Regions from separate parts of the Homo sapiens genome. Here region 1 is linked to region 2. A link is an interaction called in ENCODE POLR2A ChIA-PET data of the cell type or tissue named here. Cell type or tissue: OCI-LY7. All regions are shown on one strand. Each heading gives the region's core, and the rest is flanking DNA. Links, peaks and the distances in the headings are about the cores only.

Region 1 (6,731 bases), core at 1-5,000, 1.2 Mb before region 2:
TTTAAATATTTCTGCGCCCATGATTAGCAAGTTAAGCACCTACCCTGAACGGCCACCCCCTACCCGCCATTTCCGTTTTATATGCTGGTTTTAAAGTCTGTTTGTGGATACGGAACTGTGTTCGGAGGCTGGCTTAATAATACTGCATCCAGGAGATGGGCAGTGTTAGGCTCTGCCTTTAGCATGAGAGGAAATTTAAGCTGGCATAACAACTTGTTCAAATGTACACACTGCGGATTCTGGATAGGGCACCCACGTTCTGACTCATGCTTATCGCTTAGATTTCCCAGTGCTTGGCTAAGTATAGAAAAGCATGTTTTGGAGGGATCTACCTCCTAAGTAAGTCCTCTCTCTGGAAATTGTTAAAACGTGGCTGCCAGAGGCGTGGATGAAAAAATGAAATTTGGGTTAGGTTCTTGACATTTTCCTGCGTAGCTGGGTTATTTCCTAGTTTTTGCTTTACAATTTGAAGGCTATTTTCCTTCTAATATGAATACAATATAGGAAATAAATTCATTGGTGCCACAAAATCCTGGCATACAAAATACGTAGGTGAATTTTAAATCAAAGGAAGGGTAGCAGAAACTTTTAAATACTGTAAATCTCTGGCTAGCTTGTTAAATAAGAATATTTCCATAACTTTGTTTAGCTGTATTTAGCTCGTAGTCTAAGATTCCTTCATGCCTTCGCGAAAATGAATTGTAGTCTGACACATTTCTGTGCCCTCGGAGATTCTCAGGGCAATTTTTCTCTTAATACCAAGGAAGACAGTAGGGAAGAAAGAAGCCCAGTGGGAGCCCAGCTCCAACTTCTATTTGGGATCTACTTGCTTTGTTTCCTGGGGAGGACGCTAAAGCAGCATTTTCTAGATTGCATTCCAAGTGAGGTTTTTGTTTTGTTTTGTTTTTGAGATGGAGTCTCCTCTGTCGCCCAGGCTGGAGTGCAGTGGCGCGATCTCTGCCCACTGCAACCTTGTAACCTCCACCTCCCGCATTCAAGCGATTCTGTCGCCTCAGCCTCCGAAGTAGCTGGGACTACAGGCATGCGCCACCACACCAGCTAATTTTTGTATTTTTGGTAGAGATAGGGTTTCACCATATTGGCCAGGCTGGTCTCGAACTCCTGGCCTCAAGTGATCCGCTCGCCTCGGCCTCCCAAAGTGCTGGGATTACAGGCGTAAGCCACCGCACCCGGCCGGAAATGCAGCATTCTTATCCTCCCTATTCTCAAGCTTAACAGTTTGCAGAGTGTGCACGTTTTAAATGCCCTGAGAAGTGTTGTGTCTGTGTATAGTTTTGTTTATTTTAGTACTTCTCAGACTTACTTGATAATAAGACCTATTCTATTTGGAACACCTTTGATCATCCTGTAGAACATGCATATTCCACAAAATACAGTTTGGGAAATATTGTGCTACAATATCATTTAAATACATGAAAATTTTCTAAAATAGGTGAAGCTTTTTTTAATACGTACATCTATCCACATGACAGAAATTATGCTATTTAAATTTTTCAGAGAATATCTAGTGACATGGGAAAACTGCTTACAATATAATGTTAATTTAAAAAACAGCATATAAAGTTATATCCAAAGATTCCAATTTTGTTTAAAAAATACTTAATATGCATATAAAAGAAAAACTATAGGAAGTATGTATGCCTAGACCTCAATTGTGGTTGTTCTTTGGCAGTGGGATTGCAGATTAACATGTATTTTTTTTTAATGTTAGAAATTTCCGGTCGGGCTCAGTGGCTCACCTGTAATCCCAGCACTTTGGGAGGCTGAGGCAGGCTGATCACTTGAGGTCAGGAGTTTGAGACCAGCCTGGCCAACATGGTGAAACCCCGTCTTTATAGCTGGGTGTGGTGGTGTGTGCCTGTAGTCCCAGCTACTCGGGAGGCTGAGGCAGGAGAATCGCTTGAACCCGGGAGGCAGAGGTTGCAGTGAGCCGAGATTGCGCTCCTGCTCTCCAGCTTGGGTGGCAGATCAAGAACCTATCTCAAAAAAAAAAAAAAAAGAAATTTCCAAATTGTCTGGAATAAGTATATTAAATTTATTTTTAAAAAGGTTATTAAAAACTATAAGAAAATTTTGTTTGCTTTCATCTGAAATGTAATGTTCCTCATGTTAAATCTCGTTCTGCAGATCCGTTTAGCAAACTCATTATTCTTCAGAGTGCAAAGGACACTCAGTAAACAACATTTCTGAGATGTAGAGACTTAGAAGAGAAGCCAGCTCCTAAAAAGCTAGGCTGGTTGAGCAATGAGATCTCTGTGCACAAATTTTTAAAAGACATCCACAAAAGGTAGATGTATAGAAAACAAAGACAGTGGCCTGTACTTCTAAGAAAAGTAACAGCATAACTTCCACCCCAGAAGATGTAGGCCTTGCAGAAGATGCTTTTGAGGTATTACTGAGAACAGCAAGGTCATTAAGGAAATCTGCATGTATAACAGAAAGGAGATCTCAACTCCTGCTTTGTGTCTGTCTTCTTAAGAACTTAGGGAAAAGTCACCTTTAGAAAGAGGAAATGGAAGGCTGGGTAGGAGAAGAGCTTCTGTGAGCCAGGCCTCGATTTGGTATGAAGAAATGACAGTTACATTCAAACTTGGGATGGTGTAGAGGGTATCCAAGAAGCTTGTGGGAGTAGGTGCTTTATCAGATCCCTTTTGAGTTAGGTTATTAGATAAAATTGTTTTTATGTGAAGCTATTTTAAGAAACCTTTTCCTCTCGTGGATGCTGAGATACTGAGTTGAAAAAAAAAAAAAAAAAAAAGAAACCTTGAGTCCCTGTAACCCATTAGGGCACAGTGGAAAGAGGTTTTGGAATCAGTTTGATTCTGCACTCTGCCTTTATTAGCTGCATGGTTTTGGACAAAATATACAATTTCTTTGGAAGTCATTTTCCTCAGCTACCAGGCCTGGCACATAATGGAGCTTAGTTCTCCCTTTATGTCACTTCCAACGTAGGGTGCTCACTTGAGCCAGTGTCTGCCAAGCCTCAATGGGTGCTTCAATGGCCCTAGTTCTCCAAACAGCATTTTAATTATCTCTCCCATTCATTATTTTTATTTCTCTTCTCTTTTTCTAACCTTAATTCTGTTTCCTTTTCTTCCCTACCCCCACTATACACACATACAACTCATATATTTGAAAGAGGTAGTTTTTATGGTTTTTTTTAAAGCTTCTAGAATAATTTATATGTGATAGAGGATGCATATATTTTTCAGAATCTCCAGAATCTGGTCTCCAGAAACATTATTCTAATCTGTGTATGGAAAAATCCCAGAAAATTAATCCTTTTATATTGCATATACTCCAAGAAGTGGATGAAGAAATTAAAAAGGGGTAAGAAAGACAAATACTTGATTACATTAATAGTGTTTGCTTATATTCATGTGTGTGAAAATCCTAACATATTGAGTGATTTTATAGCCATTTGAAAATGCTTGGTAAAATGAACATACCATTTGATTCAGGTAAGTAAGTACACGAGCAACACTGTTAGTAGGTCTTAGAGGTGGTATAGTATTCAGGAAAGAGCACTAGACCAGGAGTACCCAAGCTTGGGCTCCAGAGTGATCTTTAACTTCTGTGGGTGGGGTGAATCTTTTTTTTTTGTTTGTGGGCAGGGTGAATCTTTTTTTTTTTTTTTTTTTTCTGAGATGGTGCCTCCCTCTGTCGCCCAGGCTAGAGTGCAGTGGCGTGATCTCGGCTCACTGCAAACTCAGCCTCCTGGGTTCAAGCAATTCTCCTGCCTTGGCCTCCCGAGCAGCTGGGATTACAGGTGCTCGCCACCATGCCCGGCTAATTTTTGTATTTTTTAGTAGAGACAGGGTTTCACCATGTTGGCCAGGCTGGTCTCGAACTTCTGACCTCAGGTGATCAGCCCGCCTTGGCCTCCCAAAGTGCTGGGATTACAGGCGTGAACCACCACGCCTAACCTGAGCTGGGTGAGTCTAAGCAAATCACTGAAGTTTTCAGTGTTATCTATAAAGTGGGGATACTGTTTGTGTGAGTGTGAGTGTGTGTGAGAGAGCTAAATATATGGAATCTTTTAAAGCACTTTGCAGTCTGCAGAATGTTCAGTAGTTTTAAGTTACCTGGTATAAATATACTGTATAAGTCTACTTATTATATGCTTGCTTCCAGTAAATGATATCTGTGATATGACTATTTATACATGAAGGAAACATACTTTTACTTCTTTACTGGGTTTCTATTTCAAAATCTTTTTTTTTTTTTTTTTTTTTTGTATTTTAACAGGCTAGCAGCAGGAATCACATTAAACATTGCTGGTAACAATCGCTTAGTGCCAGTAGAAAGAGTTACAGGTGAAGATTTTTGGATTCTTTCCAAAATTTTAAAGAATTGTCTGTATATTAATGGTATGTTTCCATAAGAATCAATACCTCCTGCTTTTCATTGATCTGATTTTAAGTATTCTTTATAATGAATATCCACTTCTATTCATCTGTGCTTCAGGTTTGGATGTTGGATATAACCTTCTATGTGATGTTGGTGCATACTATGCTGCGAAACTGCTTCAGGTATTATTTTACTACAAAATGTCCTTAGTTCCATTTACAATGAAACCAATTAGTCTAATGACACACACATAAAACACTAGTTTTACCTGATGTCAAGGGTCCTGACTCTGTGCTAGAACACTCGAAATATACTGGAAACCCATTGTGGATTTGGTCTCAATGGAGCCAGTAGCTAGAGCTCCTAAGTTATCTTTTGCAAACTTGTACACCATGATTAAATATATACACCACACATCTTTCAGATTGATCAAAGGTAAATATAGTTTTTTCTTTCATTTATATTGTAATTATATTTTGATTACATGAGAATGATTTTTTTCCTTAATGTAGTTGTTTTTGCTAGGATACAGTTTTTCTTGGTTATAAAGATTTTCTTTGGAGGAAAACACTTATTCAAATAAAGTATATACTGTATGTGTATATGTATATACATGTATGTAAAACTGACCAATTTCCAATAATAATAATGTGTAATAGCTTCTTTTCTCTTATAGAAACAACTTAATCTCATTTACTTAAACCTCATGTTTAATGATATTGGGCCCGAAGGTGGAGAATTGATTGCTAAAGTGCTACATGTAAGCATTTATGTATTTCAAACTAACATTGTATTTGGAAATTCTAACTTCTGATAGCTTGGAACCAACAGTGTCCAATGTTGAAGTGAACTTATTTTAATATTGTAGGAATGTATATTTTTATTATACTTTAATTTATTCAAGTGTAGACATTGCATGAACACTTTTGAAGTCATAGTTTTACTAAGATTTAACTCACATACATAAAATATACCCTTTGAAAGTCTTCAGTGGTTTTTTAAGTATTAATATATTCACAGGGCTGTGCAAGTATCACTACTATCACTATTTTAAAAACATTCTTATCACCCCAAAAAGAAAAGCCCTAAACTCATTAGCAATCCCTCTCCATCTTTTCTACCCCCTGCTCTCCAGCCCCTGGCAGTCACTAACCTACTTCGTCTCTCTATGTATTTGCCTATTGTGGACATTTCATATAAACAGAATCATACAATATGTGGCCTTTTGGGACTGGCTTAATGTTTTCAAGGTTCATCTTGAAAACCCAGTCACAAAGATTTATGTTTTTTTAAGAGTTTTACAGTTTTAGCTCTTTCTTTGATCCATTTTAATTTTTGAATATGGTATGAGGTAGGAATCCAACTTTATTCTTTTGCATGTGTATATCCACGTGTCCTAACACCATTTGTTAAAAGACTATTCTTTCTCCCATTGAACTGTCTTGACAGTTTTGTCCAAAAATCAGCTAACCATCATTACAGGAGTTTATTTCTGTACTCTCAATTCTATTCTTTTAATCTGTATGTCTATCCTTATGCCAGTACCACACTATCTTGATTACTATAGCTTTGTAGTAGGTTTTAAAATCAAGAAATGTGTCCTTGTTCTTTTTTCAGGATTGTGTTGGCTCTTCTGTGTCCCTTGCATTTCCATATGAATTTTAGGTCAGTTAATCAATTTCTGCAAGAAAAGCAGCTGGGAGTTTTTTTTTTTTTTTTTTTTGAGATGGAGTTTTGCTCTTGTTGCCCAGGCTGGAGTGCAATGGCGCGATTTTGGCTCACCACAACCTCCACCTCCTAGGTTCAAGCAATTCTCCTGCCTCAGCCTCCCAAGTAGCTGGGATTATAGGCATGCACCACCATGCCTGGCTAATTTTGTACTTTTAGTAGAGACAGGGTTTCTCCACGCTGGTCAGGCTAGTCTCAAACTCCCGACCTCAGATTATCTGCCCACCTCGGCCTCCCAAAGTGCTGGGATTACAGGCATGAGCCACTTCACCCGGCCAGCAGCTGGGATTTTAATAGGAATTACAGTAAATCTGTAGATCACCTTGGGGAGTATTGCCATCTTAAGTCTTCCAAACCTCGAACATAAGATGTTTCATTTATTTAAGGCCTTTCATTTCTTTCAGCAATGCTCTGTAGTTTTCAATGTGCAAATCTTACATTTCTTTTGTTAAATTTATTCCTAACTTTTTTTTATGCTATTGTAAGTGGAACTGTTGTTCTTAATTTCATTTTTAGGTTGTTCATTGTTAGCATATGGAAATACAGCTGTTTTTGTATATTGATCTTGTGTCCTGCTATGTTGCTGAACTCTTGTGTTAGTTCTAACAGGTTTTTTTGGTGGAATCCTTAGG
Region 2 (8,574 bases), core at 2,151-7,150:
CTCTAGCTTCCCCTGGTGGCTTCTCATTTAGGCTACTTTGGGCTTGCTCCAAGCATAGCAGCTTGGGGCTCCAGCAGTATTCCAGTGATTAAGGTGGATGTTGTATCTTCTTTCCTGATCTAGCCATTGAAGTGACTTCTTGTCATTTCTGACACATTCTGTAGGTTTCATGCCAGTCCCAAACCAATACAATTCAAGCAGAAGACCTAGACCTCCCCTTTTACTGTGGTAATGGCAAGGTTTGAGAAGAATTTAAATAGAGAGAGAGATTGTTACAGCCATTTTTGGAAAATAAAATATGGCACAGAGAGCTTGGTCAAGTTACCTAACTTTTCTATGCCTCCATTTCCTCATCTATAAAATGGGCGTAATATATAGCACTTCATAGGATTTTCTTGAGGTTTAAAATAATTACTACAGTTTAATTGCTTAGAACCTTGCCTGACACAGAATGCCACCTCATAACCTTTAACTACCATTAATGTCTCCAAGTCTCAGAATAAATATCACCTCTTCTATAAAGCCCCCCACCACTACTCTCTGATTTTTCATTTTCTCTTCAAACTTACCATTGCTTTATGTCTTTTCTAATAGACCTTTTCCAGTTTTATTTTAATTATGTGTTCACATACCTACATCCTTCAGAGTACTGTGAACTTATCAAGAGCAGGAACTGAAATGGTTACTCAGTAATATTGGTTTGTTTATTTGGGAATGACTCAGTCCACAGTATGGACATAAACAGCAGCAACAAAAATGCAAATTAAAGAAAATTGTGAAAACAAAGTAGAACAACACAAAATAAAGAAGGTAGGATGTATACCATAGTGACTCATTTTCAGTTAGGTTTATTCTTCTATCAAAGCTTTAAAGGTTACAGTTGTTTTAATAAAGGAGATGGAATTTCCAGGTGAGACAACAGAGCTGTGAGTTGGAAAACTCTGGTCTCAAATTAACATCTAGAAAGTAGATTAAATTTGTTTGTAATAGACTAGCTAAAGTTTAACTAGCTTTCTTATTACTGTAATTTCACATTTAAAGTGTGCATAATTAAAAACATTTGCTAGAAGAAAACAGCATTTGAGAGTGAACAAAAGCTTTGAACTGGTAAGTGATGTAAATCTGTAGCATTTTATTTTTAGAAATTAATGTCAATCTAATGCAACAAAAATATATATCCTTTGATATCTATATAAATCTACAAAATCTTTAACAAGAAAGACTGCCAGCTTCTTTTACCAATAGGAATGTACCTACAAATCATAGGAGTGTCCTGCAAAATTTTAAGCAGGACTTGGTCTCCGGCTCCAAGAGTAATCATTTAAATTCAATTAAAAAAATCATAGTACATGAAAATTTCAGAAAGCCATTCGTGAATAATACAGCCCTGGAATTTGCATTTGTCTTCCTCCAACTCCCCAAGCAGAGAGATGGTTAAAAATGAATTTTGTAGTTGAACTCTAGGAATGTCAGATCTCAGAAACAACAGACAAAGAAACTCTAATTAGCTGTGATGAATGTTGATTATAAGCGTGGATATAACAATGATTACAAAAGGAAAAAAAAAATGATGCATTGGTCCCGTGTATCAAGTATAGTTGTGTAATCAGAGAAATTTAATCACAGCAGGCAAATGTGATATATTTGTATTTATACAATTTTGTGGATTCACTGGCAGAATTGTCCTCAGAAAATACAAAAGCAATAAAAGCATTCCTATTTTATATGCTTTATCTCTAAGCCATTTAATTCTTGAAGGTCTTTTTTTTCTTGGTCATTTTTTTACCTCCTCCCCAAATCCCACAGAAAACTCATTTTTGTGGGATGTCACAGCAAAATACTCAGTACTATTACCTTATTAGAGTGTTCTTTTCAGTCTGTCCCTAGTTGATTAGGATTAATAGAAGACACATATGCTCTCAGGGAAAAATAAGCTGTTTTATCTGAAATGTTTGATTATAAGACGCGGCCCTTCATTTGAGTTTCTGAAAGGGAACAGGATAGAATAGCTATGTCTAAAGATGAAGCCATGAACAGCACTAGTGCTGTCAAGTTCTGTGACATTAGCCAGAGCTTTGCTGGCTCATGAATAAGTTCTCAAATATAAGAAGTCATGTGGTCAGCTGAACTCCCATAAAAGATCTAGTAACCTGTTAGGAGGTCATAGAGTTTATCTTGAACAAGAGTCTGGCTAGGAGCTTGCTGTCTTTTGATTTTCTGATGAAGTGATGGATGAGAAGAAGAGGTCACCCAGGCAGTACAAAGCCAAACCACGCCAAAGCAAAAAACCTCACAGAAACCTTAGCTGGCCCACATTATTCGCAGCAAGAGATTTCTGCTTTGCACTGATTACTCATAAAACCTTTTTCCCTGAGCAAAATTTATTTTTTGCTACTGTTGTTCTATAATTAGGTGTTTTTGCTGGAATTAGAAGCAAACGTGAAAAAACCGTTCTCACAATGCATTTGAAAATGGCATCTGAGTTATCATTGGTGAAGCTGAATTAAACTACATAATTTATCATTATGACTGTATACCTGTGTTTGCCCTGGAAACTCCACTTAAGTATAATAAAAAAGAGAAAAAACATGAATCATTAGACGGTTACACACACACACACTCCTTATACATTAGTACTTTGTATAGTTTCTTTAACATCTGTATATAATGATTTTTCTATATTCAACCTGATAGAATGCAAATATATTCATCCATATAATAATGTTACCTAAGATATTCAGAACTCCATCATCCTACAATTTAAACTGCAGAAAAGTTTCTCTTTGATAAAAAGTGAATCTTGGTACAAATATATTGTAAATGGGAAGAAAACATACCCAATTTTCACCTTCATGTACTAAAGAATCTCAATCTGATTTCTAATTCCTTTTTGTGAGCATATTCATAAAAGAAATTAGATATCATTCTTCCTCCCCAAGACACACAAATAAACCACATCTATTTGAATAAACTTTTGTACTTGACCTGGGAGTCCAAATGCCTGTTGGGACAAGGCAGTCAACAGAAATGAGTGAAGCAGGCACTAGATGCAAATGACCAGTCTACACCATGAGTGGTGGGCAAGAGTAAGATTGTCCACAAGAAGAAAGCTGGCCTAAGATTGTCAGATCTTCTGCTATGTTAAGAGAAGCTGTAAATTTTATATAAAATCTCTTTTTTTTAAAAAAACAGGACCTTGCTCTGTTGCCCAGCCTGGAGTGCAGTGGCACAATCATGGCTCACTGCAGCCTCATCTCCAGAGCTCAAGCAGTTCCCCCACCTCAGCCTCCTGAATAGGTGGGACTACAGAAGCACCACCACATCTGACTTTTTTTTTAAGTGAAGATAAGTTCTTGCTATGTTGCCCAGGCTGGACTTGAACTCCTGGCCTCAAGTAATCCTCCTGTCTCAGCCTCTCAAAGGGCTAGGATTACAGGCGTGAGCCACCACACCTGGCCCTGAAATCTCTAGATATAATTTGGATGTGTATACCCTCCAATTCTCATGTTGCAATGTGACCTCCAATGTTGGATATGGGCCTAGTGGGTGGTGTCTGGGTCATGAGGGTAGATCCATTATGAATGGCTTGGTGGCATCTCGTTGGTAATGAGTGAGTTCTTGCTCTGGCAGTTCATGTGAGAGCTGGTTGTTTAAAAGAATCTGGGATCCCTCCCTTCTCTCTCTTGCTCCTTCTCTCACCATGTGATATGCTTGCTCCCTTTGGCCTTCTGCAGTGATTGTAAGCTTCCTGAGGCTTTCACCAGAAACACACGCTGGCACCACGCTTCTTGTATCGCCTGCAGAGCTGTGAGCCAAAATAAACCTCTTCTTTATAAATTACCCAGCCTCAGGTATTCCTTTACAGCAACATAAAATGGACTAATATGTCTGCTAATTTTTAAATGTTGGCATAATTTATACGAACCAAACAAAGCATTCTTTGGGCTGATTTGGCACACAGGCTGATAGTTTGCAAACTGTTCTGTACTACGGCTGCTGTCTGTATTATCAAGTCCAGAGGGTAAACTTCAGTGACAGGCTATGGCCAGAAAGGGGCGACAGAGGGTCACAGAACCAAACCAGGCCTATTAGATTCATACTCCCAGCTGCCACTGGGAAAACCTGTCCTGGGTATGGGGCGCTCCCAATTAAATCAAGCCAAATCAATAAGTTGGAGGTTGCTGGATACGAGGCAACAAGTAGAGAGAAATTAGGGTGAGGGGGAGATGCCAAGGAAACCAGGTTGTTTCAGAGGACACTGGTGAGCTAAGGGGCCCAAAGAAAACTGTTTTTTCAAAGACGATCAGATATCAAATAATATTCACAAAGGGAGAAATGATGAAGTTTCAGGAACAGCACTGAGAATGAATGAGCTCTTACAATGTTTATGCAAAAGTCAAAATCTTCAAGCCACCTATCTTGGCTTCTTAAAATCACCAGAATGGGCCCCAGAAAAAAAGGGCCTAATAGAACATGTGCCTCTGTGAATAATTTAACTAGTGTCACAGCAAGTACATATTTTGCTAGCTGATAAATTAATAAAGGAACAAACAAGTTTTGTAGTTTAAGAGTTGGTATAAATTATTGTGCAGAAATGGCAACTGAAATGTACAAGAGTCTTCTATAGTAATCCATACTTACTTTACTGTTATCCCTTAGATGTTTAAACATGAAGATAAAAATCAAAGCTCTCAGTTTTATGTTAATGTTTTTCAATACTCTCACCTTTAGCTGCAGAAATATGGCATACATGAAAGAAAAATGGGGCAAAACCTACTATGCCACCTTCAGAACCAACCCATTACATGTGAAGAACATTCTTTCAATAACTTGAGAACCTTCTTGAACCCCAAGTTTCGCTGCCTTGACACTTTGAGAAGGCTGGAGATGATTGCTAGCCCAGAGAACAATGCTCAAAAGTAGGTTCAGCATGAGGTCATCAGGAGGATGTGTTGGGCTGGGTAACTGTATTTAACTTAGAAGATGAGCAAGGGCAAGAACACCACCATGACCACCTCCAAGGTAGAGAAAAATAACTTTGTTTCCTGAAATAATCTGTTATTTAAAGAGCGAATGAGAACTGGGTGTCTGGATTGGGAGGCAAGGCCTGGCCAATAAAAGCAGTAAACAGAAATTGTTACTCTGTCTAGAAAATAGCACCTAGATTTTAAACCAAACTACTTTGCAAAGCCTGAACTATACAGGGAGGAAGGAAACAAAATCAGATTCCCTATGGCCCTCCTTCAGCCAGCTTTAGTTCTCTTTCACAGTTCCAGCATAATATGGTTTTAAGAGTGAATAGTATTCAACACATGCTTTGCATAAGGACTCATGCTTTCTTTACCATAATCCTGGCAGACTTTAGGGTCTACATGTTTCAAAATGGAAAATGTAGCTCAGTGAAGTTGTCATTTGCTCATGGTCACTGAATTGGTAAGCAGAAATGGCAGAGCTGAAACCCAGTAATTCTTTAGATTCTTAGTGTAATGATATTTTAACTGCACTTACATTTTTTATGCTGTGTATGTATATATTCTTTCATGTTCTCCCAACTGTTTGTTATGTTCTTTATCCTGATCAGTCTGATTTCTCTGATCCTGCTGTCATGGGGTAATTGCTCCTCTCTCAGTCGAAGACACCTAATGATGCATCATTTGCTGATCATGATATTGCAGGCCAAGGTTACGATCAACTACTAAGGGGACTTGCTGGCTTGCTTCCCATAAAGTACAGGGCAGTGTGAACCCTGAGGATCTGAGACAGGTCTCAGTTAATTTAGAAACTTTATTTTGCCAAGGTTGAGGATGTGTGCCCGTGACTCAGCATCAGGAGATCCTGATGACTGACATATGCCCACGGTGGTCAGAGCACAGTTTGGTTTTATACATTTTAGGGAGACATGAGACATTAATCATCATATGTAAGATGAACATTAGTTCAGTCCAGAAAGGCAGGACAACTCCAAGCCAAGGTGGAACAACTAAAAGTGGGGAGGGGGCTTCCAGGTCATACATAGGTAAGAGACAAATAGTTGCATTCTTTTGAGTTTCTGATTAGCCTCTCCAAAGAGGCAATTAGCTATGCATTTATCTCAGTTAGCAGAGGTGTGACTCTGAATAGATCAGGAGGCAGGTTTACCCTAAGCAGTTCCCAGCTTGACTTTCCCTTTAGCTTAGTGATTTTGGGGCCCCAAGATTTATTTTCCTTTCACAAAAAATAGGAATAACAACACAAACAAATCCTCAAAATGAAGAAAGTAAATTGTGATACTGTCACAACAATAGAACTGGAGAAAAGCTGGGGGAGTCTAGCACTGAAGACCAGAAGAGATAAAAGCTGGAGTGTTCAAATTTGAAAGAAATCAGTGAATTTCAGAGAAAGGGAAACCGACATGCACATGATAAAAATTAATTTCCATTTCTTGTTTTATATGTCCCTAAAGTAGCATCAGGGAGGAGAAGCAATTTGGCAAATGTATCTTTTGTGTTTAAACATCAATTTGATTTGTTATAGATACTTGTCTTTCAAATATTACATTTTCCATAACTAGAAAAGACTAGAAAAATAAACTTTCTAAACTGTTTATAAGCTAAATTTTATTTTGACTTTTAAAACAGAAAATTTCAGTAAGAGTAAAGATCCATAATAAAAGGAAAAAATAGACACTGTTCTTAATCTTTCATTAACTAAGACCAGGATCTTTCATAAACATAATTAACTAGAATTGGCATATGATAGATCCAAATGTAAATGATCTTCAGTAAAAAGGAGCAAGTAACCAAGAGAAATGTGACTTAGAACATACACCTACACATATAAACACACACATATAGTATTAATATAGCAGGCTAAAAATAGGAGAAGACACTTGCTTTTTGGAAGCTTGGGAAGTGAAAAGTTCCTTTCACCTTTCACCTGCAGCCTCATCTCCCACATGATAGCCACTATGGATCACGATCCATTGTCTGGTGCCCAAAAGCTAAAAGCCAACTAATTACTGCTGATGGTTGAAGAATTCTATTTGGGCAAAGGAAAGTAGTTGGATTGAGATCATTATCCAGTAGCTCACAACTCTTTAAACTGCTGGTCAACCTGCATGTCTTTGAAACTAAACATCTAAAGCCTTTTATAATTGCAGAGAAAGTTTTGGTATAAAATTCAGCTCCTGCTATGTAGGCAGATTAGTTCACTTCTGCATACATGCTAAGTGCCCATCCTTCCAATCTTCTTCCTCCAGCCCATCTCTTTCTAATACCCATTGACACTGTAAATTCCATTCCTGCTGGAGACAGCTGTGGCTATAAAACTTGACTCATGAAAATATTAGTGAACATTTCTATTTTATCTCTGTGCTTTTCTTCCAGTTTCTTTATGCAAACCAAGAACTGGCTGCTTCCTGCCTTTAAAAAGGGAAACCAAAGAATCTCCCCATTTACCTCTCTTATGGCCCTTGTGAAATATCTGTCACTTGGGAAAGTAAACACATTTACAAAATTTATCATAGGAAATCGAACCATTTGCTGAATCCCAAAATATAAGATATGCCTAAATATTTAATAGTGAATTATCTAGGCTTAGAAGTTAACTGGTTAGGGAATGGACTTTTTAGGATCTCTACTCAGCAATTTGAATTTTTCCCCAAAGTCACTAATTTAATTATTGAAACATACTCATCTTCATTGTGTATAACTCTTGTAGTGAATTGCTCATGTCTTTTCTAAAAACTGGAAATAATGTTGCTTCTTCCTCTGGCAACTTTTTAAAAATTATTTTTCTGTTTCCTGCCTCAGGCTTCATTCCTTATACCCATTACATCTATTTATATCCCCAGTAACTTCCTTTTCAAAGTCCCCTCATGTTGACAGCTATTTCCATACTTTTAAAAATACATTCTTCAAGTTACCAAGTCTCCTTATTGTGAGCCTAATGGCCTTTTCTTCACTGTAATTTACTTTGAATCACGCCAGGTGAAAAAGAAGGCTTCTGAGTTGATGCCAGATTCTTCACATGATACAAATGCTGTCTCTTTGTCTGTATGTTTTCATTCCGCCAAGCCCATTTTTTTCTTGGTTTCCAGACTAATTGTCCTTAAAAGGCATTTGCATCTTATTATTCTCTTGCTCTGTCGATAGCTCTCCCTCTATTATTGCATCAAATCTAAACTCCTTTGCTTGCCTTGCATGGTACTCCAACAGTTTGTGCACAAAGTTACTTGTTGATTGCCAAATTTAAGCAAGATTAACCTGGCAGCTTGCGTGCTGCAGCCATTTCTCATGAAGAATGAGAATATATAAAATATTAAAAGAGATGAAAAATGCCTTATTATATTTCAGTTGTGTTCATTTTTAAACTCAAATTTCAGGTTATCATACATTAGAATTTCAGTCCTGATAAAATACATTACTTAAAGGGGGAGAAAAGGCTTATGGTAGCTGAAAAGTTCATCGCCTCATTTTGCTAAGTTATTTATTATAGGTTTCCCCAGTTGCCTTATTTTTAGAAAAGATTTGTTGGCTAAGAGTGATCAGATGCAAAGCTCAAAACTACGTATACATAAGTTATATGTTATCACAT

What was found. ChIA-PET counts read pairs that join two places held together with the same protein. Peaks named below come from ENCODE experiments on the same cell type or tissue, not always from the same donor. Only the 100,000 strongest peaks of a DNase experiment are listed, where the experiment ranks them.
Region 1: POLR2A ChIA-PET joins it to region 2 with 5 read pairs; 1 of 35 experiments calls an interaction of 5 or more read pairs at or near these places.

Annotation. Positions count from the first base shown.
Region 1 is chr3:169,805,248-169,811,978 of GRCh38, reverse strand. LRRC34 (leucine rich repeat containing 34) reads left to right here. Exons shown (of 11, transcript NM_001172779.2): 2 at 3,234-3,351; 3 at 4,270-4,391; 4 at 4,489-4,553; 5 at 5,048-5,131. Among named protein-coding and RNA genes, the nearest start is that of LRRIQ4, 4.3 kb to the left of the region's middle. RefSeq lists cis regulatory regions at 3,495, 5,751 and enhancers at 3,423-3,567, 5,679-5,823. In OCI-LY7, for the core only: no CTCF peak of the experiment used is centred there; a DNase peak (open chromatin) is centred at 98; H3K4me3 peaks cover 560 bases.
Region 2 is chr3:168,616,535-168,625,108 of GRCh38, reverse strand. It overlaps LOC105374200 (a long non-coding RNA gene), which reads left to right and starts at 5,790. Exons shown (of 3, transcript XR_001741015.2): 1 at 5,790-8,574. It also overlaps the pseudogene EGFEM1P. RefSeq lists an enhancer at 7,409-8,025. In OCI-LY7, for the core only: CTCF peaks have their summits at 3,865 and 4,064; a DNase peak (open chromatin) is centred at 4,068.